2 separate regions of the Homo sapiens genome follow, and region 2 is linked to region 1. The links are chromatin loops, found by intact Hi-C in ENCODE. Cell type or tissue: HepG2. All regions are shown on one strand. Each heading gives the region's core, and the rest is flanking DNA. Links, peaks and the distances in the headings are about the cores only. Region 1 has its middle 76 kb from the start of LRIG2. Region 2 has its middle 150 kb from the start of LRIG2.

Region 1 (11,838 bases), core at 445-5,444:
GGTATCAGCTCAGGAAAGAAGAAAAAGAAGGAGTAAGAGTGGTGATAGTGGAGTGTTCCCGTTCCATAGCTCTGTAGAGCCTTCTCAGTATTTAAAAACAGTCAGATTGGACTGGGCACAATGGCTCACGCCTGTAATCCCAGCACTTTGGGAGGCCAAGGCAGGCGGATCACCTGAGGTCAGGAGTTCGAGACCATCCTGGCCAACATGGCAAAACCCCATCTCTACTAAAAATACAAAAATTAGCTTGGCATGGTGGCAGGCACCTGTAATCCCAACAACTCGGGAAGCTGAGGCAGGAGAATTGCTTGAACTTGGGAGGGGGAGGTTACAGTAAGCTGAGATGCAGCCTGGGTGACAGAGCGAGACTCCATCTCAAAATAAATAAATAAATAAATAAATAAATAAATAAATAAATAAATAAATAAAATAAATAAAATAAAATCAGATTGAGAGGTAGCAGGTATGACAACATTAGATAGTTATTTTGAGTTGCAGTTCAAGACCTGGGAAGCTCTTGAAATAGATAGTTAAGCCGCTGGCAACCAGAAGGAAGGGCAGAGAGAGTGTTTCCCAAACTGAGTACCGTGAATCACTTAGTATCCATGAGATGTTTGTAAATATTTTGCCATGAAACATAGGCAGTGGTGGGGAGGGGACTTCCATGGTTATTCAAGTTTGGGAAACCTGTCAAAAAAATTCAGCAAAGTAAATTGTAGCCCAAGGAGGCTCTTGGCCTGAGGGAGTTATGGAAGAGAAATGTAATAAGCTAAGAAAGCAAAAGTGTAGGTGGGGTCAGGCTCTGAAAGGCCTTGAATGACAGGATGAGGGCTTTCGTTTTGATTGGGAGGCATGGAGGATTTGTGGGCAGGAGAAGTGATACATTCAGGGCTGGGGGTTAGGAAAATAACTGTACCATGAAGATTGAATAGAGAAGAGACTGGAGGTCAGAAGACTAGTTAGAAAGGTGTTATATGGTCCAAACAAGACACGCTAGCAGCCTAAACTTGGGCAGTTGCAATGGGAATGGAAAGGAAAGCCCAAAGTCAAGAGACATTTTCACCAGTAATAATGTCAGGTCTAGTCTGACTTCCAACAGCACTCAAGTACATGAAGGGCTACACTACAGGGAACTGACCAGCCCTTCTCTACACCCTTAAGTACAAAGCCAGCAGAGTGGGAGGTAAATTGCTGAGATGAAGCATTTGATTAGATAGAAAGTATATCTTCCTAATGCTAGGGATAATTAAACCCTGGAAGAGCCACCAGAGCACTAGCATAGCTTTCTCACAGGAAAGCAGCCATCTGCCCTGGTCCTCTAAGGCACATGACCACTCAAAGCTCCTTTCTGCTCCATGAGTCTATAATTAATGTATCTTAGGAATCTGAATATTGAAAGGGGCCTTACAGCTGATCTAGTCAGTTGCTTTCAAACCTGACTGAACATCATGATCCACTTTTTTTTTTTTGAGACGGTGTTTCGCTTGTTGCCCAGGCTGGAGTGCAATGGCACAATCTCGGCTCACTGCAACCTCCACCTCCCAGGTTCAAGTGGTTCTCCTGCCTCAGCCTCCCTAGTAGCTGGGATTACAGGTGCCTGCCACCATGCCCAGGTAATTTTTTTGTATCTTTAGTAGAGATGGGGTTTCACTATGTTGACCAGGCTGGTCTCGAACTCCTGACCTCAGGAGATCCATAGGCCTCAGCCTCCCAAAAGTGCTGGGATTACAGGCGTGAGCCACCACGCCTGGCTAACATCATGATCCTCTAAGGAGTTTAGTAAAATGCAGATTCTCAGCCTCCATTTCCAGAAACTTGGATTTGATTGGCAGAGTCCGGGAATCTGCATTTTGTGATGTCTTCAAGTGATTATAATGTATAATCAAATTTAGAAATTATTATTATTATTATTTTAAGAGAAGTCTTGCTCTTATCCCCCAGGTTTGAGTGCAATGGCTCTATCTCAGCTCACTGCAACCTCTGCCTCCCGGGTTCAAATGATTCTCCTGCCTCTGCCTCCCAGGTAGCTGGGATTAAGTCGCCTGCCACCACGCCTGGCTAATTTTTGTATTTTTTAATAGAGACGGGGTTTCACCATGTTGGCCAGGCTGGTCTCGAACTCCTGACCTCAGGTGATCCGCCCGCCTCGGCCTCCCAAAGTGCTGGGATCACAGGTGTGAGCCACTGTGCCCGGCCAAATTTAGGAATTATTTAGACCCACCAATTCATTTTATAGATGAGTGGACTGGGGCCAGAGAGGAGCAAGGACTTGCCCAAGGCCACATGGGCAAGGGCATCATTTGGTGGCAGAGTGGACACTAGTGTCCCATGCTTAGGGCTCCTCCAATAGATCATAAACGAATGCTTGGTCCCATTGTTTGCTCTAGGCTGAGGGTTAGACAGTGACTAAAAGGTTCAGAAACCTCTACTGTTACCCTCTATGCTCAAGGAGATGTGTTGCTTCAGTATAGGATGTACACAAGAGAGGCTGAGTGTTATTATTAACCATAACAATAGTTAATGTTTACTGTGTGTCAGGCATTGCTCTAGGCACTTTACATAAAACTCTTAATCTGTACAATAACTCCATAAGATCAATTTTATCCCCATTTTACATAAGAGGAAACTGAGGCACAGTGAAGTTACAGATAAAGAAACTGAGCCACAGGTCAGTTAAATAAGCTGCCTGTGTTCATACAGCTGGCAAACGGTAGAACCAGGACTCAGACTCAAAGCCTGTACACCGGTGGTTCTTAACAGGGGATGATTTTACACATACACCCTGGGGACACAGGAAGTTTCTGGAGGTATTTATGGTTGTGACAGCTTGGGAGTTGCTCACTATTATGTACTGAGTGGAGGGCAGGGATACTGCTAAACCCTGCAATGCACAAGTCAGCCCCTCATAACTAAGAATTATCTGGCCCAAAATGTCAATAGTGCTGAAGTTCAGAAACTCTGCTGTACACCAACTATTATATCACCACTTTAGGCTTCACAAAAGCTCTTTAGTCTGTTTCTCTGTCCTTGATCTGCCTGGACAACTGGACATGCCTCAGAATCGCTCAGGCAATTGTGTCTACACTGGTCCACCCAATGTAAGTGAGCACACACATTTCAGAAAACAGGCCTTGGTGCTCATGTAGCCTGAAGAGCGGAAACCTAATGGGAAAAGACTGCTGAAAGTAGGAAGCAAAAAGCGGAAAGCTTTCATGCCCATCGTGATCGCTGGTCCAAAGAAGGGCAGGGGCTGCTGAAGGAACATGTGGGCTTGTTACATTAGGGTAAGTGCCTCATGCCATGACTAGAACCACCCAGACAGCCATAGGTTACTGAAGCCCCAGATCCCGAGTGCTTCATGTGCTCCTGCACACCCGCTCCTCCCTCCCTCTGCCCATGGCTTCTCTGTTCTCAGCTTCCCAGACACTAACCCCACATCCTGTCTAGACTACTGACTGAGAGCAGGCCCCTCTTATCTCCTCCATCTGACCTGGACTACAGACACAGCTACCACTACAGACACAGCTACTCCCTGGGGCAAAGATGAGTCTTACTTCCATTGCACCCTAGCACTGAGCACACTGCAGGCACCTGTGTTAGTACATCTCAGTAGAAAACTCTATATACAGCCTCCTCATGCACACTGCTAGAAGAATCCTCCTAAATCTGGCAGCTAGGGGATCACTTTTGGAAGGCAGTGCTGTTGTAGAAAGAACACTGAGCGAGGAATTGGCAGGCCTGGGCTGGTGAATGGGTGTACTCAGGAGTCCTGCACAGGACTCAGTTCAGGGCTGAGTTACATTTGTCTCCTCTATGGTGCCTGGCAGGGGGCTCTGCATGGGGCTGGCTGTCAACAGCTATTTGTTGGATGGAATACATGCATCACTGCTCTGCTCTGGTCTCCTATCTGGACAGATGGAAACCACCCTTACCAATGGACCCAGGTGGTGGCAACAGCCTGCTCCATGCAGAGGATGTAGGACACAGGGCTGAAGGGCTCACCAGCCCCCTGCCCACTGTGCAGGCACGTGCACACAGTAGTAAATCTGCCCTTTGTCTGTGGGCTTGTCTCAGACTACCCCATTCTACCTCCCAGCCACACACACTCTGGTCTATATGATCCTCGAGGCAAGGGACCATTAGTTAATTAAACTGAGATTTAGTATGGGCCTACTATGTGGCAAATACTGGACTGCTTCTAAATGCCTGCTTCTTATTAGCTGCAGACACAGCAACCAATAAGAAAGACATGATTTCTGACTAGCAGAGAATACAGATTGTGAGCTGATAACTCTAAGTGGGATAGTGTGATGAAAGAAGTAACAGGGGAGTTTGTTACTGTTCATCACTGATCTATGGAAATGCTAGAAATTCAATGGATGGAATTTTCATCATAGAAGCTGTTTCCGAAAAATTACCCTAATGCTTTGGCATGCTGAGTACTTTGAATTAAAGGACAGTGGAAGGCCTCGCAAGCAGCCTCAGAACCGAGCTCTCTGACTTTCTCCTGCCCTCCTGTCTCTCGCCCTTCATTCTCCCCTGAGGTAAGTCACAGAACCCTGAATGCCCCTCCCCAAGGCAGGTCATAGAGACTACAGCCCCTTTCCCCCAGGGCAAACCATACAACCTAGAAATATTACTTTCACCTTCCCCCACCTTTCTGTGTAGGAGCTGGTCATAAAGAAATTATCAGCCCTATCTTTGTTCAATAGTAGGTAATAAGATCCTCATTCCAAAAAGGATCCTGCTTCATATCTGGGAGGAAGGAATGCCACACAGAGAGACTAAGAAGAACCTGAACAGACAGGCCTTGCCGGGTTTCCCACTCTATTACTATCACATCATTCTTTTTGTCCAATCACATCTCTACATAGCTGTCCACCCTTCATCAAATCTAAAAAATGGACAGTTTTCCCTTTGGTCTTCATTTCTGAAGGCTCCTGTATCAGGTAAAACTTTTTTTTTTTTTTTTTTTTTTTTTAGACAGAGTCTCTCACTGTCGCCCAGGCTGGAGTGCAGTGGTGCGATCTCGGCTCACTGCAAGCTCTGCCTCCCGGGTTCACGCCATCTCCTGCCTCAGCCTCCCGAATAGCTGGGACTACAGGCGCCCGCTACCACGCCCGGCTAATTTTTTTTTTTTTTGTATTTTTAGTAGAGACGGGGTTTCACCATGTTAGCCAGGATGGTCTCGATCTCCTGACCTCGTGATCCATCCGCCTCCCAAAGTGCTGGGATTATAGGCGTGAGCCACCACGCCCAGCCTTCAGGTAAAACTTTGATTACATAAATCACTTATGTTTTTCTCTTGTTAACCTGTCTTTCATTATAGGAGTCTTAGCCATGACCCTTATGATGGAGGAAATGTATCATACCCTTTCTACCCCTAAAAAGAGCCACACTTGTGTCTCATTCCTCAATGCTGATCCTACCCACAGGCAAATGTGGCAGTCATGTGTATAGCCCGGTTTGATAAAGACCACAATTACATCTACCCCAAAATCCAGCCTCAGGGCCTACTATGATATATTAGGTTGGTGCAAAATAACTGTCGTTTTTGCCATTAAAGTAACGGCAAAATGCCATTATTTTACAGTAATTACAGTTTTTGCCATTAAAGTGATGGCAAAATGCCACAATTACTTTTGCACCAACCCACTAGTTAAACAAGCACTGGAATTGTCAAAAGATCTGTTTTGTTTTCTTGTGGTATATTAGTTAATGTTTCTCAGACAATCTCCTCAGCAAAATTAGAATAACAATGACCATCCCCAGCATCCCAGGAGGCACCCATCTGCTTACTGAATGGAGCTGGCCCTGTGGCAGCCCTCTTTTTTTGGGGGGCACTCTTGTGGCCCAGGCTGGAGTGCAGTGGTGTGATCTCAGCTCACTGCCTGTGCCTCCAGGGTTCAAGCGATTCTCCTGCCTCAACCTCCTGAGTAGCTAGGATTACAGGCACGTGCCACCACGTCTGGCTAATTTTTGTATTTTCAGTAGAGACGGGGTTTCACCATCTTGGTCAGGCTGGTCTTGAACTCCTGAACTCCTGATCTGCCCACCTCGGCCTCCCAAAGTGCTGGGATTACAGGCATGAGCCACCGTGCCCGGCCAAGCCCTCCTCTTTTAGCAGACCAGAAACCCCACCCTCAGAGCAGGGCAAGGCCACATGAGGCCTGTGATTAAAATATCTGTGATAGTTGAAGGAAGAAATAAGGGAAGACTTTTGTCCCTACCCTCTAGGCTAGTTTGTAGCACAAGCTACACTTGTGCTTGGAATGGAATCTTCAAGTACAGGGTTCCCAAACGGTAGGAACAGAAATGGTGACATGGGGGATGGATGGACATTTTAAATTTTACTGTCTAGGGCTGATTTTATTATGTTTGGGGAAAATACAACTAGCACAGCAAACCCATGAGTCTACAGATATTTTTGTTTAGAATGATGCTAGGTTTAAAAAAAAAAACAAGGTGGAGGCCGGGCGTGGTGGCTCACGTCTGCAATCCCAGCACTTTGGGAGGCCGAGGTGGGCAGATCACTTGAGGTCAGGAGTTCATGACCAGCCTGGCCAACACGCAGAAACCCCGTCTCTACTAAAAATACAAAAATTAGCCAGGGGTGGTGGTGCATGCCTGTAATCCCAGCTACTTGGGAGGCTGAGGCAGGAGAATTGCTTGAACCCGGGAGGCGGAGGTTGCAGTGAGTTCAGATTATCACTGCACTCCAGCCTGGGCAACACAGCGAGACTCTGTTGCAAAAAAACAAAATAAAACAAAAAAAACGTGGACCTTTGTCAGATGCATAGCTTGCAAAAATTTTCTCCTATTCTGTAGGTTGTCTGTTTACTCTGTTTTGCTGTTGCAAGTCTTTAGTCACATTAGATCTCATTTGTCAATTTTTGCTTTTGTTGCAATTGCTTTTGGTGTCATTGTCATGAAATCTTTGCTCATTCCTATGTCCAGAATGGTATTGCCTAGGTTGTCTTTCATGGTTTTTATAGTTTGGGGTTTTACATTTAAGTTTGTAATTCATCTTAAGTAGATTGTTGTATATGGTGTAAGTCTAATATCCAGCATCTATTAAGGAACTTAAACAAATTTACAAGAAAATAAACAACGCTGTTAAAACGTGGGCAAAGGATATGAAAAGACACTTTTCGAAAGAAGACATACATGCGGCCAACAGGTGTATGAAACAAAGCTCAACATCACTGATCATCAGAGAAATGCAAATCAAAACCACAATGAGATACCATTTCATACCAGTTAGAATGGCTGTTACAATGGCTATTAAAAAGTAAAAAAACCAACAACATCCAGATGCTGGTGAGGTTGTGGAGAAAAAGGAATGCTTATACACTGTTGGTGGGAATGTAAATCAGTTCAACCATTGTGGAAAACAGTGTGGTGATTCCTCAAAGACCTGAAAACAGAAATACCATTCAACCCACCAATCCTATTACAAAGGAATATAAATTGTTCTATCATAAAGACACATGCGCACGTATGTTTACTGCAGCACTATTTGCAATAGCCAAGACATGGAATCGGCCTAAATGCCCATCAGTGGTAGACTGGATAATGAAAATGTGGTACATATATACCATGGAATATTATGTAGTTATATAAAAAAAAATTAGATCATGTCCTTTGCAGGAACATGGACGGAGCTAGAGGCCATTATCCTTAGCAAACTAATGCAGGAACAGAAAACCAAATACCACATGTTCTCACTTATAAGTGGGAGCTAAATGGTGAGAACACATGGACACACAGAGGGGAACAACACACACTGGGGCCTATTGGAGGGTGGAGGGTGGGAGGAGGGAGAGGATCTAGAAAAATAACTAATGGGTACTAGGCTTAATACCTGGGTGATGAAATAATCTGTACAACAAACTCCTGTGACACGAGTTGACCTGTAGAGCAAAACTGCACATGTACCCCTGAACCTAAAATAAAAGTTTTACAAAAGGTGAACTAATTTAAAGAAATAACCGGGTGGGCCGGGCGCGGTGGCTCATGCCTGTAATCCCAGCACTTTGGGAGGCCGAGGTGGGCGGATCACCTGAGGTTGGGAGTTGGAGACCAGCCTGACCAACATGGAGAAACCCCGTCTCTACTAAAAATACAAAATTAGCCGGGCGTGGTGACGCATGCCTGTAATCCCAGCTACTCTGGAGGCTCAGCAGGAGAATCACTTGGACCTGGGAGGCGGAGTTTGCAGTGAGCTGAGATCGTGCCACTGACCTCCAGCCTGGGCGACAAGAGCAAAAGTCCATCTCAAAAAAAAAAAAAAAAAAAACACAGGTAAATAACCATTCAGTTGGCACAATGATGTGACAAAAATCATGAAGGTGGCACACAAATGACTGAAGTTTTAGAAACACTGATTTACTAAGTCTCATCATGTTAGCAATAAAGAAATCAAGGACCAAAATGGTGAAATTTAAGGTTGGCAAGAAATAAACCTGAGATTACAACTAAATCTTCTGGAGCTCCAGTGGTGGTGTTCTTCCCAGCACACAGGCTGCCTCTCCATTCAGCTCTCTACGCTAGAAGGGATCTTTTATTTTAAAATAACAGCTTTATTGATATATAATTCATATATCATAAAATTCACCCTTTTAAAGTGTACAATTCAGCAGGCTTTAATAGATTCAGAGTGGGGCAACCACAATTTTAGAACATTTTCATCAGCCTCATAAGAAGTCCCATATCAATTAGTAATCACTTCCCCTTCCTGCCAAACCCCTAGCAAAAATTAATCTATTCTGTGTCTCTATGGATTTGCCTAGGCTGGAGTGCAGTGGCGCAATCTCGGCTCACTGCAAGCTCCGCCTCCCGGGTTCACGCCATTCTCCTGCCTCAGCCTCCCGAGTAGCTGGGACTACAGGCGCCCACCACTATGCCCGGCTAATTTCTGTATTTTTAGTAGAGACGGGGTTTCATCGTGTTAGCCAGGATGGTCTCAATCTCCCAACCTCGTGATCCACCCACCTCGGCCTCCCAAAGTGCTGGGATTACAGGCTTGAGCCACTGAGCCCGGCCAGTACTTCATTTCTTAATTATGGAAGAATAATATTCCACTGTATGAATATAGCACATTTAATTTTAATTTTTTTTTTTTTTTTTTTTTTGAGATGGAGTTTCACTCTTGTTGCCCAGGCTGGAGTGCAATGGTGTGATCTTGGCTCACCACAACCCCCGCCTCCTGGGTTCAAGCAATTCTCCTGCCTCAGTCTCCCAAATAGCTGGGATTACAGGCATGCGCCACCACGCCTGGCTAATTTTGTATTTTTAGTAGAGACAGGGTTTCTCCATTTTGGTCAGGCTGGTCTTGAACTCCCCACCTCAGGTGATCTGCCTGCCTCAGCCTCCCAAAGTGCTGGGATTACAGGCGTGAGCCACCACCTGCAGCCTACCACATTTTATTTACCCATGTATCAGTTAATGGACACGTGGTTTGTTTGTTTTTGCCATCACGAGGAATGCTGCTATGAACACTGGTGTACAAAATTTTATATGGAGATATGCTGTCATTTCTCTTGGGTACCTACCTAGGAGTGGAATTGCTGGGTACATGGTATGATTGGGGTTCTTGATGGCAAGCAATAGAAAATGTCTCTGGCCGTCTTGAACAAAGAGGAAATTTACTGGCAGAATAGTGGAGGCTTCCAGAATCCACAAGGGAGAAGCTGAAGAGCTGGGCCTGGAAAATGGGGCAAGAGCCAGAAGGACTTCAGTGGTCAGGCAATGGAGCTGCAAGCAGCACCGCCCCATAGAAATGCCTGGGCCTGGGCACTGTTGCAGCCTGCCCTTCTGGCTCTTGTCCAAGATTCAAAGTCTAGCAGAGAGCCTCCAATTGGCCAAGGCTGTGAATCACTCCCCTTCTCCCCACAAGCTGGGGGCCAGGGAGATGAATGATCTGACCACTTCAGCCCCACAGCATAAGGGAGGCATTACACAAGTGACAATTTCTCCAAAAGAGAAATTAAGGCAACAATTTGAAGTTGGAATTCGGGGGAATGCTGGATACCTAACAAAAAGACAAATGTAATACAGCAGGGCCAGATTATGAGGGGGAAAAAGCCAACACAGAGAGGAGGGAGAAAGCAAGGGAGGAGCAGAGAAGAGAGCAGAGCCACTGCCTTAAGCTCATTCTGAAGCCACAGAATCTGTGGATTTCCAGTTACATGAGCCAGGGTGACTTGGATTTTCTCTTGCTTGCAGCCAAATGCATCCTAACTGATGCAGTAGCGATTACGCATGAAAGCCAACTAGAGATAGAAAAAGGCAAGGAAACCAGTGAGAAGAACTTGGGTCTAGCCCCGTTTCTGCCAGATGCCTCTTAGCCGAAGCATTTGATTTCTGAACCTCAGTTTTCTCCTTTTTTCACAGAGTTGCGAAGTAAAATGAAGGATATAAGAGCCCTGTATAGACTAAAGTGCAAAGGACTTCCCCATAGGCTCTTATGACCAAACAAGACAGAAGCAAAAACATGGTAATAAATGAACAAACAGATGTTTTCTCAAAGGCTTTAATATTCCAGGTTCCCATCTGGCCTAAGTTTTCATGAGTTCTTTATACTAGGCATCTGGGTGGGAGGTAGTGGGGGGTAAGAGAAGGAAACATTTTGAAGTAGAATTAGGTCAAAGCTAATCATTACACAGCGTGTAGATTTTGGGAATTTGCTTTTCCTTTTCTCTCTATTCTTAAAAAGCATTGGAGAAACTGTAGGAGGGAAAGGAAGGAGGGTGGCAGATGTTTCCCCCTCATTCTCTTATTTTATCCTCACAGCAGCCCTTGGAGGTAGGGATGATTACCTCCATTTTTCAGAGGTGGAAATGGTTCAGAAAGGTGAAGTCACCCACCGTAGGTATGAATTTGAACTTAGTCCCAACAGATGTTAGATGCCAGGCTCTTCAGTACACCTCACCAACTCCCAGGAAACATAAAAACATACTCCATTATATTCCATTTGGTATCTGAGCTTCAAAAATTTAAAGGAAGCATACAGAGGGTTGAGGGAAGGAATTGTTCCCTCAGGTTAACTCCAAACATTCTTTTTCCCTAAGGGAGGCAACTGTGGTATCAAAAGAACATGGCCATATATGTAAATACCAAGGATATCTTTAAAGAATACTCAAGAAACTGGTCACAGTGAGTGACTTGAGGGTGGCAGGAGAAGAAACTGGGTCACTTAGGGATAGGGAAGAGAAAAACTTTCTTTTCATTGTTGGCCTTTTCCTTCATTTCTTTCAATTAATAAACATTTTTAGAGCAGTTTTTACATCACAGCAAAATTAAATGGAAAGTACAGAAATGTCCCATGTCCCCCATCCCCACACACGGACAACCTCCCCCACTATCAACATTCTGCCCCAGGGTGGTCCATTTGTTACAATCTATGAACCTACATTGGCACATCATTATCAACCAAGGTTCATAGTTTACATTAGGGTTCACTCTTGGTGTTGTACACTCTGTGGGTTTTGACGAAAGTGTAACGACATGTATCCACCACTGTGTTATCATACAGAGCCGTTTCTCTGCCCTAAGAATCCTCTATGCTCTGTCTGTTCATCCCCTTCTTCCTCTCACCTCTGGCAGCCACTAATCTTTTTATTGTCTCCATAGTTTTGCCTTTTACAGAATGTCATATAGTTGGAATAATAGAGAATGTAGCCTTTTCAGATTGGCTTCTTTCACCTAGTAATATGCATTTAACTTTCCTTCATGTCCTTTCATGGCTTGATAGTTTATTTCTTTTTAATGCTGAGTAATATTCCATTGTTTGGATGCACCACAGTTTATCCATTCACCTACTGAAGAACATCTTAG
Region 2 (11,838 bases), core at 1-5,000, 73 kb after region 1:
CCACCAGCTTTCTTCTGCTTCTGCAGATTGAATTTTATTTTATTAAGAGCAGAACAATGGGCCTGATTTTCCTCTTTGGATACTAAAGAAGACAAATTAGTCAAAAGGAAATTCAGCTGAAACTGTATTTAGTGTTTGAGATCCTAAGCCCCGAGACGGAGCCTCTGTGTGACCTTGAGGAGCTGCGTGCATGCTCACTGCTGGATCCCAGCATGATGTGGCCATGTCTGGGTCAGGAGCACAGGAGGCTCAAGGCCAGTCCAGGGCCTGGTCAACAGAGCAGCACACGCAAAATCAAAGTGACCCTGGGCCTTGATGAGGGACACGCTGCCTTCCTGAGCAGTGCATGCTGCATGAGTGTAACTGATTACCACATTTTTAAAAGAAAAAAATGGATTTTCTTAACCTTTTTCCTTTTCCCCCACCTCCTACTTAGCTCTTTAGGAATGCAATTATAACCTTTACCTTCTCTCCACCAGACACTCCCTACACGGCAAGCTTATCTAACTATGTGTTTACTTAGAAGTTCTGGAGGCTGAACCTTGAAACACAGCAGGCACTTCTGGAACTCTCTCTCGCCAGGAGATTGCCTCAAGATAACAGTTAATTTACAACCTAAATTTTGCCCTAGATAAAATTAAAATTGTCAATTTACAACAGGGCCCTGCCCACAATGGTGCTAGCCAGACCACTTGATAGATAAGACCCAGGAAGCAAGTCACATGGGCCCCACACCTCCTCCCCTACCTCCTACATGAGGTTGACTCCAAGTCCCCCTTTAAAAGCCCCTGCTTTCTGCCCTGAAAGCTGAAGTAATACCCTTAAGGCAGGAGCCTGTACTTCTTCCTCTCAGCTAAGCTCTGGAATAAAAGTCACTTTCTTTCCGCCAGAACTCCTTATTAATTGGACTCTACCAGCCATGAGCAGCCGGATCCGTGGGACTCACTGTCACAACTGGTTGTGGGGACCGTCCCCCACACTGGCAAGTTCAAGTCAACAAACTATGCTAGGCAGTGTTAAAGGTAGAGGGCGAAAAGGGACTATAACATGGTCTCCACCCTCCTGAAATATTAAACACAAGCTAGGTCAGGGATTCTTAATCTTTTTGGTGTCATTGGAAATCAGAAGTATAGACCCCTTCTCAGAATAATGTTTTTAAATGTGTGAAATGAAATGAGATCACAATTGAAACCAACTCGAATGGAGCACACGAGGTCTCATGCACACATGGAGGGAAGTATTATTGCTAATTTAGAGGTATGAGCAGATCATAATGGTCAGGGGGTGTCTGAAAACTTTATGGAGGAGCCGTTAAAGACTTCTACACACAGAAATGGGGGAAGGCATTTCAAGCACAGGGAACAGCATGAGCAATCGTTTGGAAACAAGGGCGTGCAGATGCATTAAAGGGAACAGAATAATCAAGTGAGGCTGGGGCTTTGCAGGAAGCACCCAGTGCTTGTACCTGGGTCCTCTCTCTGTCTCTTAGAATCCTAGCCAATGTGAAAGGAAAATAAATCTTGGGGTCCCCAAATCACTAAGCTAAAGGGAAAAGTCAAACTGGGAACTGCTTAGAGCCAACCTGCCTCCCATTCTATTCAAAGTCTCCCCTATGCTCACTGAGATAAATGCATATCTGATTGCTTCCTTTGGAGAGGCTAATCAGAAACTCAAAAGAACGTAACCATTTGTCTCTTATCTACCTATGACCTGGAAGCCCCCTCCCCACTTTTGCTTCAAGTTGTCCCGCCTTTCCAGACCGAGCCAATGCTCATCTTACGTATGTTGATTGATCTCATGTCTCCCTACGATGTATAAAACCAAACTGTGCTCTGACCACCTTGGCACATGCCATCAGGACCTCCTGAGGCTGTACCATGGGCACGTGTCCTCAACTTTGGCAAAGTAAACTTTCTAAATTAACTGAGACATGCCTCAGATTTTCGGGGTTCACACCGGTAACAGATATGGACTGAGTTTGCACCTGAATTGCCCATGCTTCTGTCAGTCAGGCCACTGGCAATGGAAAAGTGAGCCCCTGGCATCTGTCCACTCAGCAGTGATCTGCTAGGAAGGTCAGAAAAGCAGGTGGGCGTGAGGGAGGCAAAAAGGAGCCCGGGAAGAGGGTGCTTCACAGTAGCTCTGTTTTGCCCCAGGAGGACAGCTGCTCTGGGAGTTGGACCTGCAGGGGGAGACACCATCAGCCACTGACAACCCACCTAGGCAATGCTCACTCCTCTGCCAGCCACTCTGTTACTCTGTTGGGACAAATTTCTGGCAGAATTGTCCTCAGGAAAAAATTTAATTAGACATTTATTACATGAGCATGTCAGCCCTGTGGTTTTTTTTTTTTTTTTTTTTTTTTTGGTTCTAGAGGACACCCGGCTCAAACCCCTGATTAAATTTGTGCCTAAATTGGGGCCATCCTAGAATCCAGGCCCAGAGTGACCACAGGCCTGGTGGGAGGTGGGCCTACCAGGCTTATGGAGCTGGCTGGGGAAAATGTGCCTCAAAGGCAGGAGTCCAGCACACCCGTTTGGTCCAGACACAATGGCCCAGTCAGCAGGAGAGGGTGATTTTGACATCTTCCCTTAGGTGGGCCTCTGAGGCCAGGCAGAGGGGCTGCAGTCAAAAGAGCAGGCAAGAGCAGCCACAGCAATAGCTCACGTTTATGAAGCACGCATGCAGCACTCGGCACTGTGCTGATCACTCTTCATGCACTCAGTCATTCAATCGGTAACCCTGCCAGCTATGGACTGGTGAGATCTCCCTTTTTCAGATAAGAAGACAAGCTTAGAGGGATTAAGCTGCTTGTGCAGAGCCAGGTCACTGCCTGCCCCCCTCTGCCGGACTCCAAACATCAGTAGACATGAGTACGGGAAAATAAAATATAAAGAAACTGGACAGGTGCAGTGGCTCATTCCTGTAATTCCAGCACTTTGGGAGGCCAAGGCAGGCGGATCACTTGAGCCCCAGAGTTTGAGACCAGGAACATGGCAAAACTCTGTCTCTACTAAAAATACAAAAATTAGCTGGGTGTGGTGGTGCGCACCTGTGGTCCTAGCTACTCAGGAGGCTGACGTAGGAGGATTGCTTAAGCCCAAGAGATCGAGGCTGCAGTGAGCTGTGATCACGACACTGCACTCCAGCTTGGGGGACAGAGTGAGACCCTGTCTCAAAAAATAAAAATAATAAAATGTAAAGAAACAAAATACAAAACAGGAATGTCACCGAAGCCAGTAGCTTCTAGTGGTCAGGTTTTGCAGTGAGGGAAGAAGTCAGGACTCTGGTAGCCTTGGTCAAGGCAAAAGGTGACCACCTTGGACTCTGAGCACTGGCAGCAGTAACCAGGTGCTCCCCACAGTTCATCTGAGCATGGAGAAGGGACCATGCAGATGCCTCCCAGCAGCCGAGAGGAAGCATCTGCACCTGCCGTCTGCAGGCCATTTGAGACACCACCAAAGGACTTCTAGGACCGCATGGGAACTTATGCTGTCTAAGCCCTCCTATAATCAAAGATGTATGTATTGGAGAAAGCTTGTAGGTGTAGGGGAAAGGTCATGTAAGGCTGCTTGAATCAGGTGGGAGTGATTTCCAGTAGATCGCTGAATCTGAGTCTGTTCTCTCACCTATAAAAGGAGCATAATAATGTTGACTTCACCTGTTGGCTCTAAGGATGAAACAAAGTGACATAAATAAAGCAGTCCAGTATGAGGCTTGACAAACCATAGGTGTTCAATAAATATACGTTTTCCTCCCTTCTCCTTCAGAAGAATTTTTAGAGGCTGTGTAGGCTTTTTGAAGCTTTATGTAAATTTATGTGAAGTGACATTCAGTGAAATCACTCATCTGTATGATCCCTTTAATCCTACCTGCAGCTTCAGTAAAATTGAAATTTAAATCATGCATTTTATTTAATGGCACAACTTAGATGCCTGGGGGGGTGTGGGGAAGGAGAGAGAGGAAAGAAAAAACCTATGTTAGAAAGAAAAGACCTTGGCACTAAAAATAACTATTCCAGGGGTGAAAGAGCTTTTGTTAAATGGACTCTTATCTTTTTTTAAAAAAATGTCAAATTTAAATCCAAAGATTTAGATTCAAATCAGGCTTTGAAAAAACAGAGGGCCTCCATGTGAAGTTTGCCCTTTCAAATTAAAATCCATTCTTTTTGTCTTGTGATTTTTTTCCCTGCTATTTCTCACTCATCTTACTTTTTTAGTTGGTCTTGTCTTACTACATGAATACATTAAAGGCTATGTATAATGATAAATACTACAAAGCAGAATCAGTGGACAATTCTGGAAACATTATTTTGGGCTTTAGATTTTAAGCACTAAAAAAAGATGCCCATCCACATTTTTTAAAAAGCAGGTTTTAAAAAACTGACAATGAATTTAATGTATTAAAAATACTTACTGTAAAAAGATAAAAATTATAGAAAACTATAAAGAAGAAAGTAAAATTGTCCCAAATTCTACTACTCAGTGATCGCCAAATTTTATAAATTTGTAAAAGCTTTTTGTATATTGAGGATATTAACCATATGCAGGTTTTATATATATATGTGTGTGTGTGTGTGTGTGTGCATATATATATATATATATATATATATATATATATATATTCATAATGTGTCCTCTATCATTCAAACTTTTAAATGGTACATAGTTTTTTGGTGAGAAGATTTAATTTTTATATTGCAAGATGTACCAATAATTTCTTTCTTTTTCTTTTTTTTTTTTTGAGACAGGGTCTTTCTCTGTCACCCGGGTTGAAGTGCGGTGGCATGATGAGGACTCACTGCAACCTCTGCCTCCCAGGCTCCAGAGATCCTCCCACCTCAGCCTTCCAAGTAGCTGGGATTACAGGTGTGTGCCACCATGCCCCACTAATTTTTGTATTTTTAGTAGAGACAGGGTTTTGCTATGTTGCCCAGGCTGGTCTTGAATGACTGACCTCAAGTGATCTGCCCGCCTCAGCCTTCCAAAGTGTTGGAATTACAGGCATGAGCCACCGCGCCCAGACTTTACCAGTACTTTCTATCTAAATTTTTTTGTTAGAAAGGTTTTTCCATCCAAAAATTATGAAAAATTTCACTTATTTTTCTACTACTTTCACAGTTTCATTTTTACATACACTTTTGGTGATAATTCTGGATTTTACTTTGATATAAAAATTAAGGCTTGGATCCAGGCTTACTTCTTCCAAATGGCTAGCCAGTGTTTTTCACCATCATTTCTTGAATTGCCTCTGTTTCTGTACTGATTTGAAATGTTACTTCTCTAATGTACCTATACTTGGCACTATACGAGTGTTACAGTCTCTTCCATGATCTGTTCATCTAATTTCATTGCTTTGGTGACTAGGACTTTTTAAGACATTTTAAATATCTGACAAGCAGTTGTGCATACTATTTTTGGGGAAAAATCAACATTTTTAATGAACAAAGCACTTTATAAAACAACATTTAAGAAGTCAAAAATAACAGATGCTGGTGAGGTTGTGAAGAAAAAGAAACACTTATACACTTACACACTGTTGGTGGGAGTGTAAATTAGTCCAACCATAGGGGAAAGCAAATCCTTTTGGGATGATATGAACATTCTAAAATCGGATTGAGGTGATGGGAAAACTGTGTGAATTTACTAAAATTATTGAATTGTACATGTAAAAAGTGATAAATTTGTGGTAAATAAATTTACCTCAATAAAGCTGGTTTATAATACCAAAAAATATTTAAAAATCAAATACTGTATACATGAAGAAAGAGAGAGAGGGAGAGAGGGAGGAAGAGAGGAAGGAAGAGAGGAAGTGAGGGAGGAAGGAGGGAAAAGAAAGGGAAGAGAAAGGAAGGGAGAAAGAAGGGAGAGAATAAAAAGGGGGAAAGGAGAAAGAATATTTCTTTTTGTATGATTAAAGCAATGAATGTTGAAAAGACTGCCTTTAGCTATTCTATATCAGAATTACTAAACGAAACTAGCTCAAAGCAAAATCAAAACAAGGGAAGAAAGACAAAAGTCGTGTAAGTTGAAATATAATGTTGAGAAATTACCACAATTCTTTCCAGAAGAAAATTGTCACCTCTGAAAATGAAGGATCCAAGTCTCTGTAAGAGTGGAAGATAAACAAATAAATAAGATTACACCACAAAGGAGAGTCATTTAAGAAGTCAGTCTCTTTCCCGGGGTCTCACACCCGGCTATCTCTGGACTGATGGCACTTCTATTGCTCCTTGCCCAGCCCTGGATGTGTGAATGGAAATCTCATTCTGTGCAGCTGCCTGTGGAAAGCCTCACAGCACTGCAGGGCCCACGTGGAGCGGGTCACCTCCAGCCCACACCAGGGAGATCTGAGCTTGCGCAAGCTCCTAGAAGCTAACTGCATCCAGCCCTGATCCCTGAGGTGTGGGAAACAGCCAAGAGTTAAGACAGGCCTGCGTTCTTTTAGCGTGGCCAGACAGCATTGAACTCCGTATTTGAATAATTAACTCAGCAAGCAACCTCCCAAATCAGCCTTGAACGCTATTTTATCTTCTCAAATAATGAGTGATAATCTTTCCTCTCTAACTCATTTACTTCTAACTCAAAAATGTCAAAACTGGGCCCGGCGCAGCGGCTCACGCCTGTAATCCCAACACTTTGGGAGGCCAAGGTGGGTGGATTATGAGGTCAGGAGTTTGAGACCAGCCTGGCCAATAAAGTGAAACCCTGTCTCTACTAAAAATACAAAAATTAGCCAGGCATGGTGGTGTGTGCCTGTAATCCCAGCTACTCAGGAGGCTGAGGCAAAGAATCGCTTGAACCTGGGAGGCAGATGTTGCAGTGAGCCGAGATCATGCCACGCACTCCAGCCTGGGCGACAGAGCAAGACTCTGTCTCAAAAAAAAAAAAAAAGAGTCAAAACTGAATGCAACGTTTTCCCTCTGTGTGAAATGGAAAGGCTTCATAGGGGGTGTTTGGATGCCAATGAGGTCTCTTGTTGGGGACATGCTCTTGATTCCCTGGCAGTTGTTAAGAGGAAGATGTGCTGATGGAAAGAGCTTCCCATTTGAATTCTAAAGACCTGTGTCTACACCCTCGTGGACATGACAGGCTAGTAGGAAAGACAGATGGTAAGTGAGTAACTAGAGATGAGACGGGAGCTAAATTACTGAGGGAGGTACAAGGTCCTGGAAAGCATACAATTTTATAGAAATCAAAAGCGTGCAAATGGCAAAAAGTTCTACATGAATAGACGACAAACTGTTAACAACTATCTATGAGGTAGAATAACAAAGGCCTTTAACTCTCTCAGGTATATATTTATGTATTATTTAAATGTTTTACAACCAGAGTATACTACTTTTGTACTTATTAAAAAAAGACATCAAAAATTAAATTAATTTTTAAAAAGAGTTTACAGGTTCTTAAGAATATGAAACTATTGGATTTTTTTTCTTTTTTTTTTTTTTGAGATGGAGTCTCACTCTGTTGCCCAGGCTGGAGTGCAGTGGCGCTATCTCAGCTCATTGCAACCTCTGCCTCTCAGGTTCAAGCAATTCTCTGCCTCAGCCTCCCGAGTAGCTGGGACTACAGGCGCGTGCCGCCACACCTGGCTGATTTTTGTATTTTTAGTAGAGACGGGGTTTCACCATGTTGGCCAGGCTGGTCTCGAACTCCTGACCTCATGATCCACCCGCCTTGGCCTCCCAAAGTGCTGGGATTACAGGCGTGAGCCACCACGCCCGGACTTGAAACTATTGGATTTTGATGTTTTGTTTTGTTTTGTCTTGTTTTGTTTTGTTTTTGAGACAGCATCTTGCTCTATTGCCCATGCTAGAGTGTAGTGATGCAATCTCTGCTCACTGCAGCCTTGACCTCCCAGGCTCAAGTGATCCTCCCACCTCAGCCTCCCAAGCAGCTGGGACTACAGGCATGCACCACCACACCTGGAAAATTAAAAAAATTTTTTCAACCGGGCTTGGTAGCTCACACCTGTAATCCCAGCACTTTGGGAGGCCAAGGCAGGTAGATCACCTGAGGTCAGGAGTTCGAGACCAGCCTAGCCAATATGGTGAAACCCCGTTTCTACTGAAAATAACAAAAATTAGCCAGGTGTGGTGGCGGGCGCCTATAATCCTAGTGACTCAGGAGGCTGAGGCAGGAGAATTGCTTGAACCCAGGAGACGGAGGTTGTAGTGAGCCAAGATCGCACCATTGCACTCCAGCCTGGGCAACAAGAGCAAAACTCCATCTCAAAAACAATTTTTTTTGTAGAGATGAGGTCTATGTTGCCCAGGCTGGTCTCAAATTCCTGAGCTCAAGGGATCCTCCCACCTCAGCCTCCCAAGTTGCTGGAATGACAGGCGTAAGCCACCACATCTGGACTGAAACTATTTGATTTTGAACATGGACTTTCATATTGTAATTTATTTTTTGCTGTGGTGACTTGAGGAAGGTAAAATGAAGCATTTCAGCAGGAACCATGAGTGGGCAGCCCATAGTTTAAGATCTGCTCATCTACAACAGCAAATGTGAGTCTTCCCTTAAGCAGCAAGGGTAGCCCTGTGGATTGAAGTGTCCACTGAAAACCTCATGACACCTTTCCACACAGTCCTGAACCAAGACTGGTGAGGCCTGACACAGCAGGAATAACAAGAAGTTAAATAGAGCCAGTAAGGAGAGGGCATTGATGAAGCAGGCAATGGAACACAAACCAAATGGCCATTTTCCATGGAGAACTGGTGCCAACTTAGAGGGAATGACTTGGAGCCTCCTTCCCTGTTCAGTAAACATCTTTTCTTTATTGGTAGCAAAGTTCTGCAAGGTCACCACCGTGTGCAATGCAGAGCTCTTCACATCCTCCCTTCCCAGTCAGTGCCCGCTGCCCACGGTCAGCTTTTGTCAAAGGCGTGGTGGAGTTCGCAAGCCGCAGCTCTTTGTTTTAAAATGAGTAAGCCAGGGCTTTCCCCCTCCTTCGTTTTCTTTTCCTGGCTCTGAATAGGTCTGTTCGTACACAGCAGATGGCTTTCTGACGAGGCCCAAATTCATCCAGTCTTTGGGGAAAAAAAACTACAGCAAGAGGGACTGTTATTCCAATCTGATAAAGTTTTCTATTTTCAGTTAGAAAAATGAGTCTCCGTAAGTAGAAAAGGAAAAAAAATAATAAGAAAGTGAAAGGAACAAAAGCAGTCGATACTTCACATGAGAGATGGATTTGGGGAGTTTTCAATTATGTAGATCCTATGTATCTCCAGACACCATTCTCGCCTATGGCTCAGAAGCTCCAGGGAAGACAGCTCCAGACAGTAAAGGCCTGCGTGTAAAACACACACAAGGAGGTGAAGGTGGGAAGGTCATACGCCAGCTTCCAGACAGTGGCTGTCTTTGGGGAGCGCTGGAAGGGATCAGAAACAAGAAGAGCTTAAAAGGGGGTTTCAACTTCTTAATTTTTTTTTTTTCAGACAGAGTTTCACTCTTGTTGCCCAGGCTGGAGTGCAATGGCGCAATCTTGGCTCACTGCAACCTCCACTTCCTGGGTTCAAGTGATTCTCCTGCCTCAGCCTCCCGAGTAGCTGGGATTACAGGCATGAGCCACCATGCCCAGCTAATTCAACTTCTTAATATTAAAAAAAAAATTTTGTTTTCTTTAAAAAGTAAATGCAGGTAGTAGTGGGTACCTGGGCATTGTTGGTTGTGAAGAGCAAGGACTATGGAACCACACTGCTAGGGTTAGGATACCAGCTCTGCTATTTACAAGTTGTATAACCTTAGCAAGTTACCCAACTCTGTGCCTCAATTTTCTCATCTTTAAAATGGGGATAATAATAGAAGATATTGTATGGGGCTATGGTAAAGATCAAATGACCTCACTTATTCATTCTATAAGTATTCCTGAGGGCCACTATGTACCAGGTACTGTCCTAGGTGCCAGGGATATAGCAATGATCAAAGCCCACAAAGATCTCTGTTCTGAGAGAGCATATATTCTGGAGAGAGAGAGCAATAAGAAGCTAGATAATGAAAAACAGCATGTTAGATAGAGATGAACAATAAGGAGAAAAAATAAAGCAAAGATAAGATGGGTCAAAGAGGCTGGCATTTTAGGGAGGGTGGCCAGGGAATGCCTCATTGAGAAGGTGACATTATGACATCTGAGTAAGGCTTGAAGGAGGTAATATTTACTACAAAGCTCCTAGAAGAGTGCCTGGCACTCAATAAATGTTAGTTTTTTAAAATTATCTATGTTTGAACTATATCTTATTTTTATATTAATAAGAAAACATTTTGAATGACCAAGAAGAAAAAGAGTACATGGATACTTAGAAATGCCTGGAATTGGTAGCAGAATCACTGCAGCACAGTTTGTTGGAAACATTGGTCAAGGAATGCTTAGTTGTACCAAGAAACCTTGCCACCCAGTGATACAGACCTACACGGTGACAAAAATTCAGCCAAGAGACAAATAATTCAAAAGTAATATATATTTTAAGGACAAAGACACAAAAGACATCAGTCATCTTTCTTTAAAATTGAGAACAGAAAACTATTGAATACAATAAGACTGGGAATGAACAACTACTCAAAATACAGAGCAAAAATGTAAATGGTAGAATTCTGTAGTATAGCCTTGTTAAAGAAGAGAGAAAGAAGGGTAGAAAAACAATGACAGAAAACAATGAGAAAGAGATATATCTAGTGAACAATAGAAATGGACAAGCTGATGCACATCCAAAAATAGGCACAGAAAGAAAATATAAAAAGAGAGAAACACTCACACAAAGATACAGCAAGGAAAAGACACTGAATGAATTTCATGAAATCTAATCCCATCTTTTGGCTTCTCTGATGTTATCATTAAAAAATAAAATTAGTGCTTTGTGTTTTGTGACTTCAGGCATTATGGGGTACAGTATTGGTGGTGCATTCTTTGCTAGAAGAATAAATGGAATCAAGAAGGGACCCCTGATCCTGGAAAGACACTCAGGCCCTTATCTGTAGTCAGGGTATGCTAGAATGTCCTCAGGAATTCTTCATGCTGTCTGGAACTAGGAGAGGGTGAGCCCAAACTGCCCAAGAACCTCCTCCCTCATCGCCAAAATATACTCAAGCCAATAAATTTAGACTGAAAAATTTAGCAGCTTGAAAAATAAGAGTATTTATTGCAAAATGCTGCAAAAAATCCACAGAACTTGTCTAGATTTTGAACTTGTCAAGCTCTCTTTTTATTGAGAGCAGATCAGTGAAATCATTAGGCAGATTTAGTCATGCAATTGCCTAAGAGATTCTGAGATACAGACAAACAAGACTCGAGGCACAAATCTTCACTCTACCAATAAGTAGATGAACAGAGAAAAGATCACAGCCTAAGCTGCAGAGGTAATGGCTGAAAAGTAAAGGACTAGCATCCCGATGACGGTTCCTATTCAGAAGAGCCAAAACGGAAATTCAGGCTAATGCAAAATGCAAAACATTATTGGAAAGGAGCCCTGAAAAGTGTTTCAGAGTACATTTTGATCCTGTTGAGGTGAGCTCAGAGCAAGAAGCTGACTCCCCAAAGCCTAGAGGAGCTGTGTGAGAAACAGCAGCCAAAGAGAAGCAAAATCAAACAGAATTGAGGATGACTCTTCAAGGAGAAATGATCTAAAAGAAGGGGAGCATCAGGGGGATGGCAGACTCATGGGGAGAGGGACAGGTACATCCCCATAACTGTCTGGGGTGACATAAGGTGGACAACCTTTCAATTTGTACAAGTACCTACAAAGAGTCTTTAAATTGTTCATATTCTTAGGTCCAACAAGTCTGTATTTAATGTTTTATCCTAAGGAAATAAATAATATAGGCAAAACATACCTATACA

The links. Hi-C counts contacts between places; a loop is a spot of excess contacts. Peaks named below come from ENCODE experiments on the same cell type or tissue, not always from the same donor. Only the 100,000 strongest peaks of a DNase experiment are listed, where the experiment ranks them.
Region 2: a loop joins it to region 1, with 2.9 times the contacts of the local background. A loop is called at or near these places in 4 of 110 quality-filtered maps.

The regions. Positions count from the first base shown.
Region 1 is chr1:113,143,490-113,155,327 of GRCh38, forward strand. No RefSeq gene overlaps it. Among named protein-coding and RNA genes, the nearest start is that of LRIG2, 76 kb to the left of the region's middle. In HepG2, for the core only: no CTCF peak of the experiment used is centred there; DNase peaks (open chromatin) are centred at 2,912 and 3,452; H3K4me3 peaks cover 1,410 bases.
Region 2 is chr1:113,217,401-113,229,238 of GRCh38, forward strand. No RefSeq gene overlaps it. Among named protein-coding and RNA genes, the nearest start is that of LRIG2, 150 kb to the left of the region's middle. In HepG2, for the core only: a CTCF peak has its summit at 2,185 (motif pointing right); a DNase peak (open chromatin) is centred at 361.